Linked DNA regions of Homo sapiens: region 2 is linked to region 1. A link is a loop called in an ENCODE intact Hi-C map of the cell type or tissue named here. Cell type or tissue: ovary. All regions are shown on one strand. Each heading gives the region's core, and the rest is flanking DNA. Links, peaks and the distances in the headings are about the cores only. Region 1 has its middle 45 kb from the start of CCDC32. Region 2 holds the start of CHST14 (carbohydrate sulfotransferase 14).

Evidence for each region. Hi-C counts contacts between places; a loop is a spot of excess contacts. Peaks named below come from ENCODE experiments on the same cell type or tissue, not always from the same donor. Only the 100,000 strongest peaks of a DNase experiment are listed, where the experiment ranks them.
Region 2: a loop joins it to region 1, with 2.0 times the contacts of the local background. A loop is called at or near these places in 19 of 110 quality-filtered maps.

The regions. Positions count from the first base shown.
Region 1 is chr15:40,512,445-40,528,310 of GRCh38, forward strand. It overlaps a transcript of CCDC32 not described here. Among named protein-coding and RNA genes, the nearest start is that of CCDC32, 45 kb to the right of the region's middle. RefSeq lists enhancers at 7,346-7,640, 7,695-7,804. In ovary, for the core only: a CTCF peak has its summit at 7,480 (motif pointing right); a DNase peak (open chromatin) is centred at 7,487.
Region 2 is chr15:40,463,289-40,475,069 of GRCh38, forward strand. It overlaps CHST14 (carbohydrate sulfotransferase 14), which reads left to right and starts at 7,696. Exons shown (of 1, transcript NM_130468.4): 1 at 7,696-9,870. The coding sequence starts at 7,926. The coding sequence ends at 9,056. It overlaps BAHD1 (bromo adjacent homology domain containing 1), which reads left to right. Exons shown (of 7, transcript NM_014952.5): 4 at 573-732; 5 at 1,183-1,259; 6 at 2,047-2,147; 7 at 2,653-4,948. The coding sequence ends at 2,842. RefSeq lists enhancers at 422-923, 924-1,423, 7,168-7,277, 8,560-9,463 and silencers at 7,568-7,807, 7,858-8,107. In ovary, for the core only: no CTCF peak of the experiment used is centred there; DNase peaks (open chromatin) are centred at 7,403, 7,663 and 8,533; H3K4me3 peaks cover 1,823 bases; H3K27ac peaks cover 2,580 bases.

The sequences.
Region 1 (15,866 bases), core at 5,229-10,228:
TCATTAAAAGTAACTACCATCCACCATCAGCCCAGGATCACTCAGCTCCTTCAGCTGTAACCCTAGAATTCAACTCTCATAGCTATCCTCGCCTTCATTTCTTAGACTTCACAATTCTGTGGTTATTTCTGTCTCTCTATTCCCCATGCTCACTAATCTCCATCCTTAACATGCCCCCACATGCTGCCCTCCAGCTTTTTTGTCTCCATGGTCCCTGACTCAGACCTTCCCTCCTGAGTGGGGCCCCCACCTCCCTTGAATCTGGGATCACTGGCCCAGCCCAGCACAGAATCTTCTCCTGATGTTGGCCTGATGGAGTTTGTGTGTCCTGCTGGTGTCCGCATGTTGAGACTCCAGCTGCTGCCCTGCTCCAGGCCCCAATCCCAGCCTGCATCCTCATGTGTGCTCCCAAACCGGTCAGTGGAGTCCAGAGACTTGGCAGGACCCTCTTCTGTCCAGCAGGCCTGCCACAGTCTACAGAACAAATTCCAGTTCCTGCTGCTTCTGCTGAAGGAATTGGAATCCCATTTCTTTTTCTTTTTCTTCTGTGTTTGTTTTTGTTGTTGTTGTTGTTGTTGTTGTTTTTGAGACAGTCTTGCTCTGACACCCAGGCTGGAGTGCAGTGGTACCATCTAGGCTCACTGCAACCTCTGTCTGCTGGGTTCAAGCAATTCTCATGCCTCAGCCTCCCAAGTAGCTGGAATTACAGGCGGGTGCCACCATGCCCAGCTAAATTTTTTTGTATTTTTAGTAGAGACGAGGTTTCACCATGTTGGATAGGCTGGTCTCAAACTCCTGGCCTCAAGTAATCAGCCCACCTCAGTCCCCCAAAGTGCTAGGATTACAGGCGTGAGCCACCGTGCCTAGCTGGAACCCCATTTCTTAATCTCACCTGCCATTAAAGGTCCTGCATCCTCCTGGGTCCTCCTGGAACAGAAGTTATACTAGCCTTCACGGTGAAGGAGGAGCAGCGCTTAGCCTCATCCTTCCTCCCGGCACACCCAGGGATGCTATTGGGTCAGCCAAACATTACCACCAAGAATTGGTAAAGGAAACAAAGGCTGGTTTGATCTTCAGAGTCTTGGCTGCTCCTGTTTCCTAAAATTGATAGTGACTACATCGTTACTCTCTGAGTACCTACTGAGTATAGTAAGGGACTCCCAGAAGGGGAAAGCATCGTCCTCTTCCCTGGCTTAACTAAATCCTACCCCTTCCATCAAGGCCCAAGTCCTACACAGCTGAGGGCTTAATTAGAGCCTACCTTTATCACTCGCTGTGGTCTTCTCTGTCATTGCTGTTTCCAGAAAGAGACAGTGATGTCATCTCTGTGCCTCTGGTCAGCTCTGGAGCATCCGCCACATCTTAGGCTGGACAGCCAATCACATGCCAAGGGAGGCTGGGCTCCCCCTTCCAGGGGCTCTCAGGGTGTGTGCTGTGGATGTGTGCCCAAGAAGGTGTGTGTGTTCATGCGTCTCTCCTGCCCCAGGAGGCCTCTGCGGAGTTGTTCTTGGCCCATCACTGAGGACATGCTGTGTCCTGCCTCTGGATTCTGGATGAGAGCAGGAGTCCATCCTGTTGGGGATTCACACTAAAATACTGCTTCCCACATTTGAGGATTTCTTGCACCATGAAAGACTTCGTGGGGAGGGGCCAACAGGGGATGGCTAACTTTTTACTTTGCCAAGCAAGTTCATTCAAAATAATTACTATTGGCTGGGTGCAGTGGCTCATGCCTATAATCCCAGCACTTTGGGAGGCCAAGGTGGGCGGATCACTTGAGGTCAGGAATTTGAGACCAGCCTGGGCAACATGGTGAAACCCCGTCTCTACGAAAAATACAAAAATTAGGTGGGTGTGGAGGCGTGTGCCTGAAATCCCAGCTACTTGGGAGGCTGAGGCACCAAGAATCGTTTGAACTGGGGAGGCGGAGGTTGCAGTGAGCTGAGATCCTGCCACTGCACTCTAGCCTGGGCAACAGAGCGAGACTCCATCTCAAAAAAAAAAACAAAAAACCCAACAAAACAAAAAACCACCATCTACTATCCCATCAGTTCATAAATAAAGACTTTCTAATTCCCAAAATATGGAAATGACATCATTTTAGATGAATATCCATTTGTTTAACTTTTTGTTTTAGAATAATTTCACACATAAAATTTGCTACAATAGTACGATGAACTCCTATATACTCTTCACCCAGATTCACCAGTTGCTAATGTTTTGCTATATTAGGTTTATGAGTTTCTTTTTTAAAAAAAAAATTTTTAAGACAGAGTCTCACTCTGTCACCCAGGCTGGAGTGCAGTGGCTCAATCTCGGCTCACTGCAACCTCTCTCTCCTGAGTTCAAGCAATTCTCCTGCTTCAGCCTCCCAAGTAGCTGAGATTACAGGTGTATGCCACCATACCCAGTTAATTTTTGTATTTTGAGTAGAAACATGGTTTCACCATGTTGGCCAAGCTGTTCTGGAACTCCTGACCTCAAATGATCCACCACCTCGGCCTCCAAAAGTGCAGGGATTACAGGCATGAGCTACTGTGCACAGCCTTGGTTTATGATTCTGTCTCTCTACATTCATACACACAGAGAAAGAGAACACGTGCACAAGACAGAATACTCCCTGTTTATATAAATTTCTTTACTGAATTATTTGAGAGTAAATTATAGACATTGCACCTCTTTACCCTGAAATACTTATGTACTATCACCAAAACCAGGAAACTTAACATCATTGATATAATATTATAATCTACATAATTGATTAAAATTTTGCCAATTATCCTAATAATGTCCCCTCTCCCTCCCCCTGCTGCTACTTCTCTCTCTTCTCCCCTTCTCCTCCTCCCCACCCTCCTTTTCTTCCTCCTTCTCTACACCCTCTTCCTCCTCTTTTTCTTTTCTTTTTCCTCTTCTAGGCATTGCTTTCTCTGGCCCAGGATCCATTCTAGGATCACACGTTGCTTTTGGTTGTCATGTCTCTTCAGTTTCCTTCAATCTGTTGACAGTTTCCTCAGGCTTTCTTTTGTCTTTCATGACATTGACATTTGTGTGTATGAAAAGTACAGGCCTGTTATTGAGTAGAAGGTCCCTCAGTTGGAGTTTGTCTGATGTTTGCTCATGGTTACACTCAAGTAATGCATTTTTGCCAAAATACCACAGAAATGATACGTCCTTTCTCATTGCATGACATCAGAAGGCATATGACATTGGTTTGTCCTATTTAAGAGATGTTAACTTTGCTCTCTTAGTTAAAAGGGTGGCCACCAGATTTCTCCACTGTCAAATTACCATTTTCCCCTTTGTAATTAGTAAATAATTTGTTAAGTGGATTAATAAGTCTTTTAAAGGAAATAAAATCTTCATTTTACGTCTTCCTAAATGAGTCTTTTTTTTTTTTTTTTTTTTTTGAGTTGGAGTCTCGCACTGTTGCCCGGGCTAGAGTGCGATGGCGTAATCTTGGCTCATTGCAACCTCTGCTTCCTGGGTTCATGCGATTCTCCTGCCTCAGCCTCCCAAGTAGCTGGGATTACAGGTGCACCCCACCACACCTGACTAATTTTTTGTACTTTTAGTAGTGATGGGGTTTCACTGTGTTGGCGAAACTGGTCTCGAACTCCTGACCTTGTGATCTGCCTGCCTCAGCCTCCCAAAGTGTTAGGATTACAGGCGTGAGCCACCCCACCCGGCCAATAAGTCTTTTAAAGGAAAAAAGGCTTTTTGAAAAATTCATAACATAATCCTTATTTTGGACTGACTCTTAAAAACCCTGGCACAAGAATGCAAGCAAATTACTCATTTATCTATCAAATCCTTGAGTACTGCATGTGCCAGGTACTGCTCCAGACCCTGCCTTCTCCATCTAACTCCCTCTTTAGTCATCCTGGACAGACTGGCCCCAGGCTTGGGTCCCCAAAGTCATTTCTTGAGCCGCTTGAAGGCAGGAGCTGATACAGAGACACAGTAGGTAGTGGTTCTGGAATCTAGTGTACCCACAGTGTAACAAGGAGACCTGCTCTCAACTCTATGGATACAGCAAGGCTCTTCTGTGATGAAAGAAATAATATTGCTGACATATGTGTTTATATTTTAATTAGCTTTCTCTGAGTTACACTGTAGTAACAAATAACCCAAAACTCTTAGTGGCTTACAGTAAGAAGGGTTTATTTCTTATGCACATTTTATGTCGGCTGTGGTCATTGGTGGTTCTGCTCTGTGTTGTCCTCTCCATTCTGGGATCTGGGCAGAAGATGTAGCCTCTATTTGAAATATGTAATCCTCATGGCAGAGGGAAAAGGAAAGTGATAGAAGTCTGCCATAGTTCTTAAACCTTCTGCAGGGAAAAGCATAGTCATTTCCACTTACATTTATTGGCCACCTCAAGTCGTGTGACCATGCCCGCCATTAATGGGACAGTGAAGTGTATTCCTCCTAAAAAGGAGTGCCGCAAGTCACATAGCAAAAGGAGAGGACGTATAATCACCTCACAGGAAAGGATAGAATAAATCAGAACCAATAATGCAACCAACTATGGTAGAATTCTTTTTTTTTTTTAATTGAAACAGAGTTTCACTCTTGTTGTCCAGGCTGGAGTGCAGTGGTGCGATCTCGGCTCACTGCAACCTCCGCCTCCCAGGTTCAAGCAATTCCCCTGCCCCTTCTGAGTAGCTAGGATTACAGGCGCCTGCCACCACGCCTGGCTAATTTTTTGTATTTTTAGTAGAGACGGGGTTTCACCATGTTGGCCACACTGGTCTGGAACTCCTGACCCCAGGTGATCCACCCGCCTCGGCATCCCAAAGTGCTGGGATAACAGGTGTGAGCCACCGCACCCAGCCGGTAGAATTATTTTATACAGGTTCTCTGCACCAACCTTCCAATTTACAGAAAACAGAGAGGGCCAGAGGAACAAGTTAAACAACACCATGAAGAAACACTCACTCAATCCAAAATGTGGAACATTCTGTAAGAAAGCTGGCCTGGAGTCTTCAAAAAGACAATGTTATAGAAAAAGAAAGAAGCGACTCTTCCAGCTTAAAGGATACAACAATTCATAAGCTTGGATTGAATCTGATTTTTAAAAATCTATAATTAGGGACAATTGGGTAAAATGTTATATAAACTAAATATTAGATGATATTAGAGAATTATTGTTAACTTTTTAGGCATGATAATGATTTTGTAGTTATGTAGGGGAATGTCCCTCTTTTAGGAGATACATGCAAATATATTCAGAGGTGAAGTGACATAACATTTGCAATTTACTTTCAAAAGGTTAAGCAAAAAAGTATTCATGGCTGGGCATGGTGGCTCATGCCTATAATCCCAGCACTTTGAGAGGCCGAGGTGGGCAGATCACCTGAGGTCGGGAGTTCAAGACCAGTCTGACCAACATGGAGAAACCCTGTCTCCACTAAAAATACAAAATCAGCTGGGCGTGGTGGCGCATGCCTGAAATCCCAGCTCCTCGGGAGGCTGAGGCAGGAGAATCATTTGAACCCAGGAGGCGGATGTTGTGGTGAGCCGAGATTGCGCCATTGCACTCCAGCCTGGGCAACAAGAGAGAAACTCCATCTCAAAATATATATATATATTTATAAAGAGAGAGAGCAAAGTTGTATAATGCCTAAAATGTTGAAGCTTGGTGGAGAGTGGAGGGGTGTTAATACTATTCCTTCAAATTTGCTGTTTTTAAAATTCGTAAAAATAAAAAAATAGGAGAAGTATATAGGTGTAGTTGTGATTAATAAAAATAAAGCGGCAGAGTGCAGTGGCCTCACACCTGTAATCCCAGCAGTTTGGGAGTCTGAGGCGGGGTGGATCACGAGGTCAGGAGTTTAATACCAGCCTGACCAACATGGTAAAACCCCGTCTCTATTAAAATCAGAAAAATTAGCCAGTCATGGTGGTGGGCGCCATTAATCCCACTACTCAGGAGGCTGAGGCAGGAGAATCCCTTGAACCCAGGAGGCGGAGGTTGCAGTGAGCCGAGACTGCACCATTGCACTCCAGCCTGGGCAACAGAGCGAGACTTGGTCTCAAAAAATAAATAAATAAATAAATAAAGCTCACTTTAAAATGTTTCTGAATTTATCTTAAACAAAGTAACATGAGGAGAAAAAGAAAAATTATTTTGAAAAAGAATAAAATGTTTCTGAACTTATAGTATTTTTTAAATCGTTATAATTTTCTCTATTGGTTTAATCTCCACTAACATATGAGGAGAAAGCCCTTAATTTTTATTTTATTTTATCTTAATTTTTTTAGAGACAGCGTCTCAGTCTGTCAACCAGGCTGGAGTGCAGTGCCACGATCATAGCTCACTGTAGCCTCAAACTCCCAGCACTGTGGGAGGCTGAGGCAGGAGGATCACTTGAGCCCACGAATTTGAAGCTGTAGTGAGCTATGATCACGCTACTGCACAAAGTGAGACCCCGTCTCAAAAAAATTAAAAATAAATAAATAAGGTAGAAAGCCTCCTAATTAAGCCTTTCTGGAAAGTCTTAACTAATATACTGTATTATATGAAACACCTTACAAACTTCATATCCACTTTGTCTTGGGAATTTAACTAAGAAAAGAACCGTGGATTTCTGTAAAGATTCAGCAACAAGGAAGTTCATCCCAGCATTATTTACTTCAGTGAAAAAAAAATGGGTATAATTTAAGTGTTCCAACAATAGTTGGTTAAATAAACTATGGCCCAGTCACCCAAAGAAAGGAATACAATACAGCCATCAAAAATTATGTTGTGGGCCGGGTGTGGTGGCTCATTCCTGTAATCCCAGCATTTTGGGAGGCTGAGGTGGGTGGATCATTTGAGGCCAGGAGTTTGAGACCAGCCTGAGCAACATGCGAAACCCCGTCTCTACAAAAAATACAAAAATTAACCAGGTGTGGTGGTACATGTCTGTAATCCCAGCTAACTCAGGAGGCTGAGGTGGGACGATTGCTTGAGCCCAGAAGGCTAAGGCTGCAGTGACCAGAGACTGCACCACTGCACTCCAGCCTAGGTAATAAAGCAAGACCATGTCTCCAAATAATAAAATAAAATAAAAGGTATTGCAGAACAACAAGTGAAAGATACTCATACAATGTATTTAACAAGTGGAAAGATACTCGTACAATATATTTAGTTTATGAAACAACAGTATGTACTGTATAATCCTGTTTTTGTTAAAAAAAGAAAAAAAACAGAAAAAAGACTGGAAGAATATACACTCAAGTGCCTAATATCTTGGTTATCTCTGGAGGTTGGATTTACAGATAATTTTTATTATTTTATTTTTCCTTATATCTACTTTAAAAATGTTATAAAGTGAATGTGAATTACTTTTAAATTAAGAAAAAAACATAAAAATGATATTTGAAGGAAGGCTACTGAATTGCCAAATATTTTCTTCTGAAGAACATGAAGGAGCCCCCTTGTGGGTCCCTGGACCCTTAATCAGAGCTGAGACCAACCCAAGCCGCAAGGTGGCAGTGCTGTTCGCTGAGGCTGCCCTTGGGCTGAGCACTCTTGGGCCACACCCGTGAGAGTGCCCCCTCCCCCAGTTTCCCTTTTACCCCAACACACATGGGCACCCCCTGAAAGAAGAGACAACTTGGTGTGCACAGCTGCTCTGCCCATCTTTGCACCTAAGTCCAGGGTGACAGGGGAGTGGAGACGACAAATCAAGAATGTCCTTTCCTTGGAGGAAACTGGGAGGCTTCCCCCAACAACCATTGTCTCTGAATGTGGCTCCAGCTGCCAGATTGTGTGTGCGTGTGTGTGTGTGTGTGTGTGTGTGTGTGTGTGTGTGTGTGTGTGTATTCTGCATGTTTTGCTTATTGTATCGTTTTTCTTGGATGTTGTGTATTTGTTTTAATGTTTAGAACTTGTTCTTTTATTTCAGAACAATATGAACAGAACACAATGTTGAAGAAAATACATTTACTTTGTACCCAATTCTATGCATATTTTCTTCTGCTTTCCAGTCCACACGTTGTTCATCATATTGGAAATCCTCTCTACACCTGCTTTGAAGCAGGATCAATGCACTATACTGATATAATTTCAGCAAATAACTACTGACATGAATTCATAAATGGCATCATTTTGCATTCTGCTCTGTAGGCTTATAATAAAAGTACTTCGTCTACAAAGCAATAATGCAACTTTATTTATAAAATCATTTTCCAATTAAGAAAATTTTCAATGGTTTATAAAAGTGGACATTTGCACAATCTTTTTCATAATTCATGAAATTGTTTAAAGTGTAAAATTCAGTATTTTTTAGTATATTCACAGAATTCTGCAACATCACCAGAATAAATTTTAGAATATAATTGAATCTTGAACAACGTGGAGGTTAGGGGTGCCAGCCTCCCTGCAGCTAAAAATCCATGTATAACTTTTGACTCCCCCAGAGCTTAACTACTAATAGCCTTCTGTTTACCTGAAGCCTTAGTGATAACATAAACAGTTGATTAACGCATATTTTGTCTGCTATATGTATTATACTCTTACAATAAAGTAAGCTAGAGAAAAGGAATGCTATCAGGAAACTCATAAGAAAGAAAAAACTATGTTTACTATTCATTAAGTGGAAGTGGATCATCATAAAGATCTTCATCCTTGTCATCTTCGCGTCGAGTAGGCTGAGGAGGAGGAGGAAAACGGGTTGGTCTTGCTGTCTTGGGGTGGCACAGTCAGAAGAAACTTTGTCTATCAGTGGACCAGTGCAGTTCAAACCTGTGTTGTTCAAGAGTCAACTGTATTTTCATCACCCCCGAAAAAGAAACCCTATATCCATTAGCAGTCACTCCTCATTTCCCCTATATATTTGCATATTCTAGACATTGCATATAGATGGGATTATACAACGCGTGTCTTTTGTGACACTTTTCTCACTTGGCATAACGTTTTCAAGGTTCATCCACGTTGTAGCATGTATCAGTACTTCATTCCTTTGTAGTGCCAAATAATATTCCATTGTATGGAATTTTATTTATCCATCCATCAATGGATGGATATTTGGGTTATTTCCACTTTGGGCTACTATGAATAATGCTGCTATGAATATTCATATACACGTTTTTGTGTGGGATATACCTAGGAGTGAAATTGCTGCATCATATGACTGTTTTCCAAAGTGGATGCACCACTGTACGTTCCCACTAACAATGTATGAGGGTTCCAGTTTCTCTACATCCTCGCAGACTCTTGTTATTGTCTATCTTTTTGATAATAGCCATCCTAATGAGTGTTAAGTGGTATCTCATTGTAGTTTTGATTTGCCTTTCCATGATGGCTAGTGGCCATTTCTGTATCTTCTTTGGAGCTATGTCTATTCAGATCCTTTGCCCATTGTTTAATTGGGTTATTTGTCATTTTATGATTGAGTTGTTAAAGTTCTTCATAAATTCTAGACAGCAGTCCCTTATCAGATATCTGATTTGCAGATATTTTATGCCATTCTGTGAATTGTCTTTTCACCTTCCTATTGGTGTTCTTTGAAGCACCAAAATTTATAATTGTGATAAAGTCCAGTTTATCTATTTTTTTCTTTTGTCACTTGTGCTTTGGCCCATACCAAGGTCACAAATATTATTCCTATATTTTCTTCCTATATTTCTTCTAAGAAATATATGGTTTCTCCAAAGTAATGCAGATTATTTAAAAAAAGAGAAAAAAAGAAATATGTGGCATGTAGGGTGTCAGATAGGGGTCCAATTTCATTCCTTTGCAGTTGTATATCCAGTTGTCCCAACACCATTTGTTAAAAATACTATTTTTTTCTCCATTCAATTGTCTTGACACTCTTGTTGAAAATCAATTAATCATAAATGAAAGGGTATACTTCTGGACTCACAATTCTATTCTATTGCTTTATGTCTATCCTTATGGCAGTACCACACTGTCTTGATTACCACGGTTTTATAGGAAGTTTTGAAATTAGGAAGTGTGAGCCCTCCAACTTTGTTCTTCTTTTTCAAGACTGTTTTGGCTATTCTGGATTCCTGGAATTTCTATATGAATTTTAGAATCAGCTTGTCAATTTCTACCAAAAAATCCAGCTGTGATTTTGCTGTAGATTGCAATGAATCTGTAGATCATTTTGGGGAAAACTGGCATCTTAACCATGTTAAGTCTTCTGATCAATGAACATAGAACGTCTTTCCTTTAATTTAGGTGTACATCTGCTTTTTAAATGTTACTGGGCAGGGAGCTTAAATATCAGATGGTTCTAGTTTATTCTCAAACACTTGGGTAACTTGAGTAAAGCCCATTAAGCATGTAGATGTCACTCAGCAAAGCCTGAGGAGGACAGTCCCTACCTTTGCAGTACGGACAGTTGCTCAGCATAACTCAGAGGTGCTGCCACAGGTTTCTGGTTTTCCTTTCTTTTTTTTTTTTTTTTTTGAAACTATTTCGCTCTTGTTGCCCAGACTGAAGGGCAGTGGCGCAGTCTCACTCACTGCAACTTCGGTCTCCAGGGTTCAAGCGATTCTCCCGCCTCAACCTCCCGAGTAGTGGGGATTATAGGAGTATGCCACCACGCCTGGCTAATTTTTGTATTTTTAGTAGAGAGTGTGTTTTCGCCATGTTAGTCAGGCTGGTCTTCAACTCCTGAACTTACCTAAGGTCAGGAGTTTGAGACTAGCCTGGCCAACATAGTGAAACCTCATCTCTACTAAGTGATCCACCCACCTCAGCCTCCCAAAGTGCTGGGATTACAAGAGTGAGCCACTGTACCTGGCCAGCTGCTGGTTATCTGTTACAAGAAAAGGTGGATAAGCGCTGGGCGCGGTGGCTCATGCCTGTAATCCCAGCACTTTGGGAGGCTGAGGTGGGTGGATCACCTGAGGTCAGAAGTTCAAGACCAGGCTGACCAACATGGAGAAACCCCGTCTCCACTAAAAATACAAAATTAGCCAGGCATAGTGGCGCATGCCTGTAATCCTAGCTACTCAGGAGGCTGAGGCAGGAGAATTGCCTGAACCTGGGAGGCGGAGGTTGTGGTGAGCCAAAATCCCGCCATTGCACTCTAGCCTGGGCAACAAGAGCGAAACTCCATCTCAAAAAAAAAAAAAAAAAAGGAAAAGGTGGATAAGTCTCTCTGGATTTATTTTCCTTACCTGTAAAAAGGAAATAACCATAATTACCTCAACTACTTCAGTAAAATTGTGTTGAACAAATTTTTTGAATTATAAAAGTAAATAGGTAAAAGATAGTTTATTAAATAGGATATAAAAAGGGTCAATAAACAAATGAAAATATGCTCAATATCAATAGCCAACTGAGAAATGCAAATTAAAGCCACAGTGAAATACACACCCACCAGAATGGCTAAAATTAAAGACTGATACTACCAAGTCCTGATGAACACATGGAACAATTAGAACTCTCATTCATTGCTGGTGGGAGTGTTAAATGGGACAACCACTTTAGAAAACATATTGGCAGTTTTTAAAAATAAAACTAACAGACATAACAGTAGTTCCATTTTGTGGTATTTACCCAAGATAAAAGAAAATGTATATTCACAGAACAGCTGTACATGAATGTTCATAGCTGTTTTATTCACAGTAGCCAAAAACTGGACACAAATATCAGTTGACGGGAGAATGGATAAGTAAATTGTGGTATATCCAGAACAATTAAAGACAAGTCAGTAATTTAAAAGAAGAACAAATTATTGATACACACAACATGCATAATCTTTTTTTTTTTTTTTTTTTTTTTTTTTTGAGACGGGAGTCTGGCTCTGTCGCCCAGGCTGGAGTGCGATGGCGCGATCTCGGCTCTGCAAGCTCCAGCCTCCCAGGTTGACGCCATTCTCCTGCCTCAGCCTCCCGAGTAGCTGGGACTATAGGCACCCGCCACCACGCCCAGCTAATTTTTTGTATTTTTAGTAGAGACGGGGTTTCACCGTGTTAGCCAGGATGATCTCGATCTCCTGACCTCGTGATCCGCCCACCTCGGCCTCCCCAAAGTGCTGGGATTACAGGCCTGAGCCACCGCGCCCAGCCACAACATGCATAATCTTAAAAATATTATGTTGAGTGAAAGAAGCCAGACACAAAAGAGTATGTACTGTATAACTGGATTTATGTAAAATTCTAGAATGGACAAAACTAAGCTATAGGGACAGCAGATCAGTGGTTGCCTGGGGCTTATGGGGGTTGGGGCAATTGGCTGCAAAGAGGCATGAGAGAACTTTCTGGAATGATGGAAAGGCTCTGTCTTCATTGGGGTGGTGGTTACATGTGTGTATACCTTTGGAAAAATTCATCAAGCTGTTCTTTTTCTTTCTTTTTTTTTTTTTTTTTTTTTTTTTTTTTGGAGACTGGGTCTTGTTCTGTTGCTCAGGTTTTCTACAGCCTCGACCTCCTGGGGTCAAGCAATCCTCCTGCCTCAGCCTCCTGTGTAGCTATGATTACAGGCCTATGCCACTATGCCCAGCTAATTTTTTAATTTTTTGTAGAGGCAGAGTCTCGCTATGTTGCCCAGGCTGGTCTCCCAACTCCTGGGGCTCAAGCATTCCCCTCACTCAGCTTCCCAAAGTGCTGGGATTACAGGCATGAGTCACCATGCCCAGCCAAGCTGTTCTTTTTTTTTTTTGAGATGGAGTCTCACTCTGTCGCCCAGGCTGGAGTGCAGTGGCACAATCTCAACTCACCGCAACCTCTGCCACCCGGGTTCAAGCAATTCTGCCTCAGCCTCCAGAGTAGCTCGGATTACAGGCGCCTGCCACTGTGCTTGGCTAATTTTGTTGTATTTTTAGTTGAGATGGGGTTTTACCATCTTGGCCGGGCTGGTCTCGAACTCCTGACCTCGTGATCCACTTACCTTCGACTCCCAAATTGGTGGGATTACAGGCGTGAGCCACTGCGCCCGGCCAATTTTTGTATTTTTAGTAGAGACAGGGTTTCACTATGTTGGCCAGGCTAGTCTCAAACTCCTGACCTTAGGTAATCCGCCCGCCTCAGCCTCCCAAAGTGGTGGGATTACAGGCATGAGCCACCATGTATGGCTGAGCACTCTTCCTCTAAAGTCTCCCCAAACTATGTTATGTCTCCTAAATTCTGAAAAAGTCCTTCTAAATATTCTAAAGCCACACTCTTTTAGACTTATTTCCAAGACCTCAGGGAGGCCTACCAGTCCTTCTCAGGCCACTGTAACTGACCTGAAGTGTCCTCTTACCCAGACCTCAGCTCCTTTGACCTCACCCTGGCAGGCCACTGGGACCTCGCCTGCTCCTCAGAGCTGACCCTGCCTGACACCCCTTGTTTCTCCCTTAAGCTTTGAGTGCAGAGACCCAGGACATTCAGGATTCAGCCACAGGTGCTCAGGGAATACTGGGTGGCCTCTGGCCTGGGTTCTCCAAGCCTTAGAAGCCACCCACCCATAATGTCTGGTCCACCCAATGCCCTGGCCCTTGGATGCTCATACTTTGGTGTCTCTCCTTAGGTATAAATAAAATAGTGTCAATAATTACATATCTTTGTCCTTGGCCTTTTTTTTTTTTCTCTCCATGACCTGCAAGTCACCGTGGATGGTGGCTGGGGTGGTTGGGCTTTACTGTTCTTTCCCACTGAGAGTGCAGACGAAAGACCTCTGCAACAACACCTGTGAACTGCCTGGTGCCTGTGTGGGCCCACTGCGGCCTCACCTCACACAATGTGGGCTGTGTAGACCAGAGCCAGAGAAAGTTAAAGCTGCTCATGCACTAGGGATAAACACAATTGACAGTGGTTACTGTCCTTCCAGAACATTTTTTTTCATGAAAATATGTGGGCTTGTTTGTAAGTGTGTGTTGGGGGGTCATTTGTTTTTAACAGGCTGGGCTCATGCTCTTTCAGCTCAATAAATATTTATTGATTAGCTACTGTATGCCAGGTACTGTTTTATATAACTGAAAATAATACTGTAACTTGCTGTTTTTTCTTAAAAGCATAAAATCTTTCCACATCAGTACATAATGATCTCCATCATTATTATTGACAGTCACATGGTAGTCCATAGCAAGGCAGTTTCACAACTCCAGAATTTAACTAATTTTAGACATTCAGATTGTCTCCATATACTTTTCCATTACAAGTAATGCTGCAGTGAATGCCTTTGTCATATGACCTTGTACACATTTGTAAATATTTCTAATAGACTCCTATAAGGGAAACTGCTTAATTAGAACAAATGTGCTGGCTGGGCGCAGTGGCTCACACCTGTAATCCCAGCATTTTCGGAGGCCGAGGCGGGCAGATCACCTAAGGTCAGGAGTTCAAGACCAGCCTGGCTAACATGGCAAAAACCCATCTCTACTAAAGATACAAAAATTAGCTGGGCATGGTGGCATGTGCCTGTAGTCTTGGCTTCTCAGGATGCTGAGGCAGGAGAATCGCTTGAACCTGGGAGGTGGAGGTTGCAGTGAGCGTCACTGCACTCCAGCCTGGGTGATAAAGCGAGACTCTGACTCATAAAAATAATAATAATAAAGTAAATATACTGAATTTTTTATTTTACTTTCTTTTTTGAGACAGGGTCTTGCCAGAGCAGCAGTACACCGATACAGGAGTACAGTTATGTGATCTCAGCTCACTGCAACCTCTGCCTCCCAGGTTCAAATGATCCTCCCGTCTCAGCCTTCCAAGTAGCTGGGATTATAGGTGCAGGCCACCATGCTGGGCCGATTTTTGTATTTTTAGTAGAGACAGGCTTTCACTGTGTTGCCTAGGCTGGTCTCGAACTGCTTTTTTTTTTTGTAACACTGTCTCACTCTGTCACCTAGGCTAGAGTGCAGTGGCACGATCTCAGCTCACTGCAACCTCTGCCTCCCGGGTTCAAGCATTTCTCCTGCCTCAGCCTTCCGAGTAGCTGGGACTACAGATGTGGGCCACCATGCCTATCTAATTTTTGTATTTTTAGTAGAGATAGGGTTTCACCATGTTGCCCAGGCTGATCTCGAACTCCTGATCTCAAGCGATCCACCTGCCTCGGCCTCCCAAGGTGCTGGGATTACAGGCGAGAGCCACCGCACCCCACCGAATGTTCTTAATTGTTGTACATAGGTGCTATGGTTTGAATATTTGTACCCTCCAAAACTCTTGTTGAAACTTAATTCCCAGTGTGGCAGTATTGGGAAGTGGGGTCTTTAAGAGGTGATTGGATAATGAGGGCTCTGCTTTCTCACAGATGGGTTCTTTCATTCATAAATTCGTGGATTAATGGGTTACTGTGGGAGGGGAGCTGGTGGCTTTATAAGAAGAGGAAGAGAGACCTGAGCTAGCACATTAGCACGTTCAGCCCCCTCACCATGTGGTGCTGTGCTCTGCCTTGGGACGCTGAAGAGAGTTCCCACCAGCAAGAAGGCTCTCACCAGATACAGCCCCTTGACCTTGGACTTCTCAGCCTCCATAAGAGTAAGAAATACACTTCTTTTCTTTATAAATTGCTCAGTTTTAGATATTCTGTTATAAGCAACAGAAAACAGACTAAGATACCAGGTATCAAGATTGTACCCATTCATTCCGCTACTACTAGTGTACAAGAAGGCCCTTTCCCCTACTCCCTGTGGCCTATCTTCAGTAATTTTGTCAATTTGATAGATAAAAATGGGCAATAATCTTTTCAACAGAAATCAGCCTCAGCGGTCGATACTGACTGAGCAGTTTACAACCTTCAGCACAGGGCACTTCTAAAGTGTAAACTGAGAGAGGCGAAGCTCTGGCCGCTCTCATGGGGAAGATTCGGATTTGGCTAACACTTGCACGGTCAGTCATGTACGTTCACACACTTGGTCTTCTTTCTCCCTCACCACCACCCTCTAAGGTAAATGTCATTATCTCATTTTTTCAGATGAGGAAACAGGCCCAGAGAGACTAAC
Region 2 (11,781 bases), core at 5,467-10,466, 49 kb before region 1:
AGTGAGACCCTGTCTCTAAAAATAAATAAATACATAAATACATAAAATTTATTGAGCACTTCTTAGATGCCAGAACTGAGCTAAGCATTTTGTAAGTATTATGCCCTTTAATCCTCACCACTACCCTATGTGGTATATATCCCATCTTCCTATAATTAATCCCATTTTACAGATGTGGAAGCTGAGGCTTAGCAATACTTTAAATAATTTGTCAAAGGCTGTGCCCCTTATAACAGTGGTTTAAGGGTTCAGACCGAGACTTGTTCCATTAGGAAGCATGAGCACTTACCCAGCACTGGGGGTCTTGGAGTGAGAGTCAGCTGTCGGGTATGGTGGTCAGAGCTCAGCCCCAGAAGCTTCAGGCCACTTTTCCACCCCTATTCCCTTTTCTCATCCTTTCTCCAACCATGAGAATTCCCCAGCCCCATCCAAAAAAGGATAGTGGTTTGACAAAACCAAGGTAGTGGTTTGACTATCTTGAGGAAATCGTGGAAAGGATGTCATTCCCTCTCTCTGTCCTTACTCTGAGTGTGGCTCTGCAAGCCTATTTGTGTCATTGGTTTGTTGCCTAGGATGAGCCGGAGCCAGCCATCCGAAAGAGCTACCAGGCGGTAGAGCGGCATGGGGAGACAATCCGAGTCCGGGACACCGTCCTTCTCAAATCAGGCCCACGAAAGACCTCCACACCTTATGTGGCCAAGATCTCTGCCCTCTGGGAGAACCCCGAGTCAGGTACCTCTCCCTCTGGCTGGGGACCCAAGGGGCAGCTGCCTTCAGCAGAACTGTAGTCCCCAGATTGGCCCCTGCCTGGAGTTTGACCTGGCGTGAGTCTCCCCGTGTTCCTGGCACAGAGTCTGCCTTCCACTCGGCTGGGGTCTCTCTGCTGCCGAGGGCTGTGGGTGACCTTGTGGCTTGGGTTGGATCAGCTCATTAACCTTTCCAGCCAGCAGAGCCTGGGCACCTGTCCCCCCACCTCACCTGTCAGTGCCTTCTCCCCCTTCTCCCTCCATGCCTAACAGCATTCCAGGCCTCTGAATGCTTGGCCTGGGGCAGGGGACATGGGTTGCCGGAGCCTGCAGGATTGAGGTTGGATGAACCTCCAGGGCAGCCAGCCAGCCTCTCTGCCTGTCTAAGTAACTCAGGTTGCCAGTTCAAGCCATAACCACTGTGTTGTCCTTCCAGGAGAGCTGATGATGAGCCTCCTGTGGTATTACAGACCTGAGCACTTACAGGGAGGCCGCAGTCCCAGCATGCACGAGGTGAGCTGCCTGGCAGATGGGTCAGGGAGGGCAGGAGAGACAGAGGGAAAGGTTATGGCACTAAGACGTGGTAGGGGGAGGGCAGCCATGGGCTGTAGTCAAATCCCTGCGCTTGTCACTTTGGACTCCAGAGAACCTGGGAAAGGGCCCAGGATTTATTCTCTTTTCCCAACACTGCCCCAATTCATGTTTCAAAGGGAATAATAACCTTTGTCTTAAAAAGAGGAACAGAAAGGGAACCCTTGAGGTAGCAGGTGCCAATGGGAGCAAGTGGATGTGTTCCCCTGGAAACAGGAAAGGTGAGGTGGAGCTGCATACCTGGTCACTTTTGGTATTTTCTGTAGTAGGGGAGGGGAGGGGAGGAAAGACTCCTCCTAACACCCCATAGGCTCTCCACCAAGCTGTGTGCTAAAAGAGGTGACTGCCATCTGTGTGTGCCCTGGGCTCACCTTTTATTTCACTTTCCCTTGCAGGGACTTTCCATCTAACTGGAAAGATGAAGAACATTTCCCCTCTCCTACGCTAGGCAGGGCTGGGGTTTGGGAGGTCAGTGACAATCAGGGGCTAGAGCAGATACCTGGCTATTCTGGAGAAGGGGGGGACCTAGAAGGGACTCAGGAGGAATGCCTGGAGGCAGTAGGTGAGGCATACTTAGGCTGAATTTCCAGGGAAGCTTGCTGGAGTCATCTCAGGTCAGCAGGCCCAGCAGAGGGGTTAATGTCTGCCTTGCTCTGGGAATGAGGTGCTTTCCAGCCCTGGTAACAACCTCCACCTGTCTCCCTTTGAGCCCTTGCAGAATGAAGTGTTTGCATCGCGACATCAGGACCAGAACAGTGTGGCCTGCATTGAGGAGAAGTGCTATGTGCTGACTTTTGCCGAGTACTGCAGGTAGGTGGTTCCCTGCACCCTCTGGCTGGCCTCTTCCCTCAGGCTCCCCAGGCATATTTGGGGCTGCTTGGAATTCCCCGAGAGGATCTCATTCTGCTCTCTACCTGATCTTACTCACTGAGCCTAATCTCCCAGAACTTACTTCCCTATTGCTTGCCTCTACCATCTGATATTTTTTGGAAGAAAGAAGAAAAATTGTGTTGCCACACTGAGGTAGAATGGTTGGAGCAGAGTTGGGGGGTAACATTACTGCTCTTGGAAAAAATTTAGGCGAATTGGCAGGCAAATGGAGAGAGGCCCTGGCAAGTGTGGTTCTCCAGTGACAGAGAAGATAGCCTGGTGGTTGGCAGAGCAGACATCATCCCTGGGATGGGTGGAGACAGTACCACCCCTTGGGGAGCTAGGATAGCCTAGCTCTCTGGGTCGGGTAGGGTAGGGTAGGGAAGGAATTGGTCTTCCTGCAAAAGTGGCTGGAGTAAAGACAGTGAATGGTATCTCTCTACAGGTTCTGTGCCATGGCCAAGCGCCGAGGTGAAGGCCTCCCCAGCCGAAAGACAGCACTGGTTCCCCCCTCTGCAGACTATTCCACCCCACCCCACCGCACAGTGCCAGAGGACACGGACCCTGAGCTGGTGTTCCTTTGCCGCCATGTCTATGACTTCCGCCACGGGCGCATCCTTAAGAACCCCCAGTAGCCTCCTCATGCCCATGCTGGGGCTACCCATGGGCAAGTGGGGCTCGGGGTAGGGGGCACTGCTTGAAGCACAGCACTTGGTTAGGGGGCCACAGAGGCCTAAGTTTGCTGGCCTGTGGTTTTCTTGGGGGGGAGGGCAGGGGCCCCTGTGGGTTCTGGGCTCCAGGGGAGGGAGCTGGGGAGGCCAGGGTATAAGAAAAGCATCAGAACTCTCAGCTTGGCCCAAGGTACCTTCTGTGGTTCCCCTGGGTGGAGATTTCCGAAAAGTAGTCTTCTCTGAGGCTGGGCCAAGCCTGAGGGAAATGGGGCCCTAGGAGGGTGGGGGCGGGAAGGAGGGGCAAGGTCTTTCAGGAACCAGACCCAACAGGCCCTTCTGTAGCCTCCCCCTTGCCCTCAAAGGGGGAGTGGGGGCCAGCTTTACCTCACCCACTGTGACCCGCCGCTTCCCCTTCAGCCTGGGACCAGGCTTTCCTAGATCCCAGCACAGCTCTGAGCTTGTTCCTTTGAGGCATAGAGAGCCAGAGTCTGGCTTCCAGAGCATTGACTTCCTCTTCCTAGACTTGAGGCCTTTTCTCTGGCTTTCCTCCTTTGCCCTGCAGTAGCAACTGGTGCTGGGACAAGTTGACCCACCTCTCACAGTCATGGGTGTGGCCCACTTGTGGGAGTCTCCTGTCCACCTCCCAGAGACGGCCACCCAGCGGGTCTGGCTTCCCAGAAAGTTAACTGATGATTGTGGGGTTTGTCATATCTGGGAGGGAAGATGGGTGCTGGGAGAGGGTTGGGGGCAGGGGGCAAGGAAAATTGCTACCTGATTTGTTGAAGATTTTTCCTCTTGCCTTACACATGGAGGTTCCAGGAAACCTCTTGCAGAACTTCACACGTGATTCTTCAAGCCACACCCACCTGAAATCAAACCAAAGGAGTGCTGTGGCTCCCCTTGCCCTGCCACCCTTTCCCTAGTCTTTTGTAGATTGCACTAATTTACATCCTAGCAAGAATCAACACTGTATCAGTCCACGGACCTGCTGAGCTGCAGCCACTTGCTCTAGGAGCTAAGGACTTGCATTTTCAGTTTGTTCCTGTTGCCCAGAGGCCCTGTTCTCACCTCATGCTGCTCCCCAGAGTAGACTAACAGGCTCAGTCCCCTGTTGTCCTTGTGGAGACTAGGCCTTGGCCCTGGCCCTGAGACTCTGTGAGGGGGCTGGAGCAGCCTGGTTATTTCCTATCTGTACCAAAGAGGAGTATGGTGGGAGAGGGAGTGGAGTGCAGTGTGGCTTGGGCCTGGTGCTGGGAACCTGCTAGCTGAGCACTTCCACAAGGGCATACCCCTGGGGGCAGGGGCTGGGGCTGAGAACTGCAGCCCTGGGTCTTCCCTTAGGGAGGAAGGGCAGATGAACCCAGCAGGCTTAGGAGGTGGCACTGGGTGAGGACAGCTGGGCAGGGGCTGCAGAGGGAGGTGGAAATGAACCCTGAGGGCTCCCCCAACTTGCCATGCCCTGTCCCTTAGTAGATGAGTTGCTCCTGATTGGTCATTGGGTTTGGGTGAGGCCTGGAGGCTTCAGAGGTGAATTTATGCTTGGGAAGCCTGATCCCAAACCTGAAGGGAAGGGACTTGGATCTCCTTATATTGAATAAGCTGTTTGGAGGAAGGTGTCTGTCTGGGAGGATGGGGCAGTAAATGAGGTTGGCAGAGTGGCAGTGGGGGCTCTGCAGAGCCAGCCTTGGAGCCTGCTCATTCTGGGCCCTTGCTGCCAAGGAGCCCAGCCTCACCTAGCAGGAAAGGAGATGAAGGCCCTCCTCCCAGGAGGTAGGGTCTTGGCTGCCCCGAACTTAAATGCTTTTGAAATCTCTTAGATGTGGAAATATTTTTTCGAACCTGAAAATGCAGCTGGTAGAATTTCAATGGAAGCATAATCCATGTAAAATATATTTTAGTTGATATTTTGTAAAATGCACTTTTTGTGTGTGTTGATCCTGGTTTCCCAGATCTGTATTTCAGTGTTTACAAGGGAGGAAGGACCTTTCCTCACCTCCCTTTTGACAGAGATTAGAAGTACTTCTTTAAGAAAAAAATAAATTTGAGAAATTGTATTGATTTAGAAAAGGATCGTTTCCTGTGTGTCCTGTCATCTTTTGGTGTGTGGGTGTGGAGAGACCCACTATTCTTATTTCAGAGGTCCCTCTTAACCCCTGTGGCATGGATGCTCACCAAGGCCAATGAGCAAAGAGGGCAGGGAAGCAGAGGGAAAAGAGAGTGAGGGAAGGAGACAGAGGGACTGGGAACTTGGAGTTGACTTCTTGATTTCATGGTGGCCACAGCTGCCTGCTTAGGTCTGTGTGAAATACTTCAGTTGCCAGCCCTCACCTGACCAGTGACCTGGAAATTGGTCCCCAAGTAGGTACATGGCAAAGATACCTTCTTATCACTGGCCTCATGCAGTGGCTCCTGCCTGTAATCCCAGTGCTTTGGGAGGCAGAGGCAGGAGGGTTACTTGAGCCTAGGAGTTTAAGACCAGCCTAGGCAACATAGACCATGTCTCTCGAAAAATTTAAAAATTAGCCCGGCATGTCAGTGCATGCCTATAGTCTCAGTCAGGAGGCTAAGGTAGGAGGATTGCTTGATCCCAAGAGCACGAGGCTGCAGTGAGCCGTGATCATACCACTGCAGCCTGGGTGACAGAGTGAGATCCTGTCTCAGAAAAGAAAAAAAAAGCATCCCTCCTCATCACCTTGGGTAACTGGCCAGCACTGTCCTAGGGCCTCAGTGTCTTGCAGCTGGTGCTTCTTGCTTGCTGAGGAAGGCCACATCATGGGGCCAAGGGTCTGCGGCCAGCTGACCCCTGCTTCAGCCCAGCCCTGGTCCCAGCCTGGAAGCCTCAGTGTTGACCATGTTCCAGGTGGGGCAGCTCTAAGGCCATAGAGGTTCCTGGGAGCCACAGCACCCCCCCGCCCCGCCTCCACTTCTGCATTTTGCTAAGGCATGGTGCATGTGGGCAGGAACATTTTTTCAGAATTTATTGGTGGCACAGACACCACCATGGATTTTTCTAGCTCTGCCTTCAGTGTGGTGTCCACAAGACTCCCTTGAGGCGAGTGGTAGCTTGTCCTTATCTTACAGACAAGAAATTGGTATGGAGATAAGTACCAGGCCCAAGGACTCCCCCTGCCTCACCCTGACTGCTAACACAGAAAACTACCCTGTAACACAGAAGGGAGCACATGTGGCCACATTATCAAAAGATTTTTAAAGGTCTAAGGCCTTTTTTTCCTCTCCTGGTTTAAAGGACATACTTACTGGAAAATATGATTTTAATAGAAAATCCTATCACCAGAAATGTATACCTTTAGGATTATTGGAAGCAAGGAGCAGTGTAGACAAGGCAGAACCTTCACGCAAACTTCTGGTGCAGCAAATGGACAGGTGGTAGCCTGCAGATGCACTGGGGCAATCAGATGTGGAGAGCCTGCCCTGGAGAGCTGGAAGGCTGCAAGGCTTTACCGTTCCTTCCCCTGGCTCATCTGTGTGCTTTTCCTGTTGCTGGGATTGTGGGGTCATCAGTGAGCCCTCTAGTATCACCTCATCCCTCAAGTCCCCTCACCCTTCTGAATTCATCTGATCACTGGTAGCTCCATTCTCCCACTGGTATCTTCTATTTTCCATCACCTGCTCTGTACAGTCCGCCCTCGAGTCAGCTGCTTCCTCCCTTCTAGCCATTCCATGATATGCTCCTTTAATCTCTGAAGGGCCGTGATTAGAAATTTAGGTTTTAGACTCAGAACCACCCATACTGAGTCACATCTTCCCTGAGCCTCTGTTACTTCAGCTGTACAAAGGGAATGTCCACACTAGCTCCCTGCCAGGGTGGCTGTAACAACTAAAGGAGATAATGAATATAAAACACTTAGTGGGCGCTGTCCTCAGTACACTTGGGCTCTAATCATATTCCTCTGCTGCTTCAGAGGCTTGCTGGCTCTCTGCAGGCAGCAAGCACATAGCTGGACCAAGTCTGGCTACTGAGCCAGGTTCCCAGTGGGAAATGGTGGTTGCTGACATCCAAAGCACTTCGGGTCTGCTGTCCGCCCAAGTGACCAGCCTGGTGCCATGGAGCACACATCTAGCTCCAGGCAAGGAGACTACGTGCTGTTTCCCTGCTGTTTTGTGCCCCCAGCTCCTCACCCTTCCAAATGTGTGTTGGCCACACCAGCAGCTGATGGACCAATGTGTCAGACCCTCCCCAGAGTGCCCAGTTATCCCACTGCCTCATGAGGAGAAGGCAGAGGAGGGGAGACTCCATTTCCAGACATTTCAGCATTACCCAGTGGACAAGCACTGTAGTCAGTCCCCAGGTATTGCTAAACACAAGGGTCACCATGGAGACTGGTCAGTGTCTGACAGTTCTGCTTCTCCTTCCTGGAGTGGCCACGACCTGCAGGACGGAGGGAGTTAAGGGTGGCAAGGGGGAGCACACCGAGGGCTCCGCTTCCAGCTGGAAAGACCAGCCTCCGGCACGTCTGGACTCGGAGAGAGCGCTGCCCGCCTCCCTGCCTCCAGACCCGTTGCTGGAGGAAGGGCTAGGACAGGCCTGAGTTTGTGGCGAATCCCCCTTGTCCACTTCCCTGAGGACACACGCTGCAGGAGAGCAGCCTCGAGTCTTTTCTGCCTTCGAGGTCTCAGGAGCTTTTGTCCCCAAGCCCAGAGGACAGGGGTGGCCCTGACTCAGGCGCCCTCTTCCGGGTAGGGGTCCGCGTGCGCCCTCCCAAGCCCGCGCCCCGCAGGGGCGCCCGCCCCTCTCCCCGCCCCCGGCGTGGGCCCGCCCCCGCGCCTGTGTCACTGCGAGGCCGGGGGTGGAGAGCGGCCGGGCGGGACATCCGGCCCGGGTCCCTCGCCGCGCCCGCCGCCCGCCGCCCGCTTCGGCGCCGCAGCCCGGGAGCCGGCCACCCCTACACGCGCCAGGGCTGTCCCCTGCCCTCCCCTCCCCAACTACCCCCGGTCCCAGACCCTCCTCCCGCCCCCAGCCCGAGCCCGCCTTCCAGGCCGCCCTCGGATCGGCCGGGCCCGCGCAGGCCCCCACCCCTTGAGCACCATGTTCCCCCGCCCGCTGACCCCGCTGGCGGCCCCAAATGGCGCCGAGCCCCTGGGCCGGGCGCTGAGGCGGGCCCCTCTGGGCAGGGCCCGGGCGGGGCTGGGTGGGCCGCCCCTGCTGCTGCCGTCCATGCTGATGTTTGCGGTGATCGTGGCCTCCAGCGGGCTGCTGCTCATGATCGAGCGGGGCATCCTGGCCGAGATGAAGCCCCTGCCCCTGCACCCGCCCGGCCGCGAGGGCACAGCCTGGCGCGGGAAAGCCCCCAAGCCTGGGGGCCTGTCCCTCAGGGCTGGGGACGCGGACTTGCAAGTGCGGCAGGACGTCCGGAACAGGACCCTGCGGGCGGTGTGCGGACAGCCAGGCATGCCCCGGGACCCCTGGGACTTGCCGGTGGGGCAGCGGCGCACCCTGCTGCGCCACATCCTCGTAAGTGACCGTTACCGCTTCCTCTACTGCTACGTCCCCAAGGTGGCCTGCTCTAACTGGAAGCGGGTGATGAAGGTGCTGGCAGGCGTCCTGGACAGCGTGGACGTCCGCCTCAAGATGGACCACCGCAGTGACCTGGTGTTCCTGGCCGACCTGCGGCCTGAGGAGATTCGCTACCGCCTGCAGCACTACTTTAAGTTCCTGTTTGTGCGGGAGCCCTTGGAACGCCTCCTCTCTGCCTACCGCAACAAGTTTGGCGAGATCCGAGAGTACCAGCAACGCTATGGGGCTGAGATAGTGAGGCGGTACAGGGCTGGAGCGGGGCCCAGCCCTGCAGGCGACGATGTCACATTCCCCGAGTTCCTGAGATACCTGGTGGATGAGGACCCTGAGCGCATGAATGAGCATTGGATGCCCGTGTACCACCTGTGCCAGCCTTGTGCCGTGCACTATGACTTTGTGGGCTCCTATGAGAGGCTGGAGGCTGATGCAAATCAGGTGCTGGAGTGGGTACGGGCACCACCTCACGTCCGATTTCCAGCTCGCCAGGCCTGGTACCGGCCAGCCAGCCCCGAAAGCCTGCATTACCACTTGTGCAGTGCCCCCCGGGCCCTGCTGCAGGATGTGCTGCCTAAGTATATCCTGGACTTCTCCCTCTTTGCCTACCCACTGCCTAATGTCACCAAGGAGGCGTGTCAGCAGTGACCATGGGTGTGGGGCCAGCAGCTGGTGGGGACTGGTTTCAACGCCAGCTTTCTGTGCTTCTGCCTGTCATTCGGAGAAACTCTGGCTCTGGGGCTTGGGGCTTCTCAGGATCCTGGATGGCAGAGACTGCCCTCAGAAGTTCCTTGTCCAGGGTGGGCACCCACAGTGACTCAGAGGACAGGGCTAGGCAGGAGACCTGCTGCTCCTCATTGGGGGGATCTCTTGGGGGGCAGACACCAGTTTGCCAATGAAGCAACACATCTGATCTAAAGACTGGCTCCAGACCCCGGGCTGCCAGGATTATGCAGTCCACTTGGTCTACCTTAATTTAACCTGTGGCCAAACTCAGAGATGGTACCAGCCAGGGGCAAGCATGACCAGAGCCAGGGACCCTGTGGCTCTGATCCCCCATTTATCCACCCCATGTGCCTCAGGACTAGAGTGAGCAATCATACCTTATAAATGACTTTTGTGCCTTTCTGCTCCAGTCTCAAAATTTCCTACACCTGCCAGTTCTTTACATTTTTCCAAGGAAAGGAAAACGGAAGCAGGGTTCTTGCCTGGTAGCTCCAGGACCCAGCTCTGCAGGCACCCAAAGACCCTCTGTGCCCAGCCTCTTCCTTGAGTTCTCGGAACCTCCTCCCTAATTCTCCCTTCCTTCCCCACAAGGCCTTTGAGGTTGTGACTGTGGCTGGTATATCTGGCTGCCATTTTTCTGATGCATTTATTTAAAATTTGTACTTTTTGATAGAACCCTTGTAAGGGCTTTGTTTTCCTAATAGCTGACTTTTTAATAAAGCAGTTTTATATATAAGGCGAGCATTTCTGTGATTTCCCTTGGAGCTCCTGTGGGCCCAGCAGATCTCCTCGATGTCTGTCTTCCCATGTCAGGGGAGGCAGCCTGTAGATAGAGAAAGTAAGGTATAACTTGGTTGGGCTGGTCCAATGGGCCGTTGCCATTCCATGGAGACTTTGGGGGCTTTCTAATAGGCTATACCAGATCACAGACTCAGATCCTGGGATGTCACCAAAGGGCAAGCCCAGTTAGGAATGGCCTCACGTCCAGAGCATACCTACATGTATTATTCCCTAAAAAAGTAGGTGGGTAGGAGATACGGGATCCTCCTCTTATTCAATAAGAGTTGAATGAGAAGTTCCCCCAGAGCATTTTCTTTCTTTCTTTTTTTTTTTTTTTTTTTTGAGATGAAGTCTCGATCTGTCACCCAGGCTGCAGTGCAGTAGCACCATCTTGGCTCACTGCAACCTCTACCTCCTGGGTTCTAGCGATTGCCTCAGCCTCCCAAGTAGCTGGGATGATTACAGGCACGCACCACCACACCTGGCTAATTTTTGTATTTTTAGTAGAGATGGGGTTTCACCATGTTGGCCAGGCTGGTTTTGAACTCCTAACCTCAGGTGATCTGCCCACCTCGGCCCCTCCAAAGTGCTAGGATTACAGGCGTGAGCTACCACGCCTGGCCCCGGACCATTTTCAAATGAAAAAGAAAATTTTTGTGTGAGCAAGGAGATTTTTTTCTGGCACTACAAGGAAGGCAGGCAAGGAGGTTGAGTGAGGGTCAGGCTCTTGTTGACTTAGGTCCAGAGAAAGTTGTGGAAGGAATACAGTTGGAGCAGCAGAGGACAGACTTCAGTATGGCCCATTGCCCCCACTGCTCTCCAGGGATCCCAGGCCCATCAGGAGTTGCTGGGCCCAAGGGAGAGTTGCAAGGCCAGAGCTGGCCCTTCTCTGTTAGCCCTATTTCACACACCCCCAGTGGGAACTGCTGTACTTTATAGAGACCTGAGGCTATGGTAAGAGGGGGGCCCAAGGAAGGGAGGCAGGGAGGGCCCCCTTGCAGGTGCTACCTGTCGCTAGCTTTGCTATTGATTGGACTTTGTAGAGGAAAACTAACACTATTTCCCATATTTGGGATAGGGGGCTTCTATGGGCACTTATGGCTCTCCACTATGACTCATCAGGCCATGTTGCTTCCAGAAGGCCTTACCTGACCCCCTGTCTGGCTCAGATGTCCTTCTTCAGAGTCCCCTTGGCTCTGGGGACTTTACCTAGACCGATCAAGTCCCAGCCCTATTCCTCACCAGATGCCTATCTCTCAGAGCCTCTGTTTTCTCCAATGTGTCGTGGGAATAAAAACACCTATCTCATGTAGATTGCTAGGAGAGGGGAGGATTAATGAAGACAAAATGAATAAAAGGGCCCATCCCCACACCTGGCTCAGTGGATGTTCTTTTGGATGCTGGTTCAACACCTGACCCCTCAGAGGCCTGTGGGGACAAGGGAGAAGCCAGGACACTGTGTCTGGCCCAGCACTGGGTATCACTGCTACCTCTGGGCAGGGCCCCTTTGACCTCTGGGTTTACTTCCTCTACCAATGAGTCAGTCCTTCTCTGAGCTTCCGACCCCTCAGGACCCCCCTACTGCACCCTCTTTTTCCTCCTTGCCTGGGACTTTAAGCGGCTCCAGACCTACAGCAGCTAATCAGTCCCCCTAACTGGGGCCTGCAGCACGAACCGGAGAACCTGGAGAACACTGGGGCCGGCTGCTGTACTCACCCCATTTAATCCTCACAACAGCCGCGTGCCGGTGGGGTCATCCTGTTTTACAGACATGGAAACTGGCACAGAGAGGATAAATAACCTGCCCAAAGTGTCCAACCCAGGTCTGTCTGCCTCCCAAATGGGAGGGAGGAAAGGAGGAAGGCTT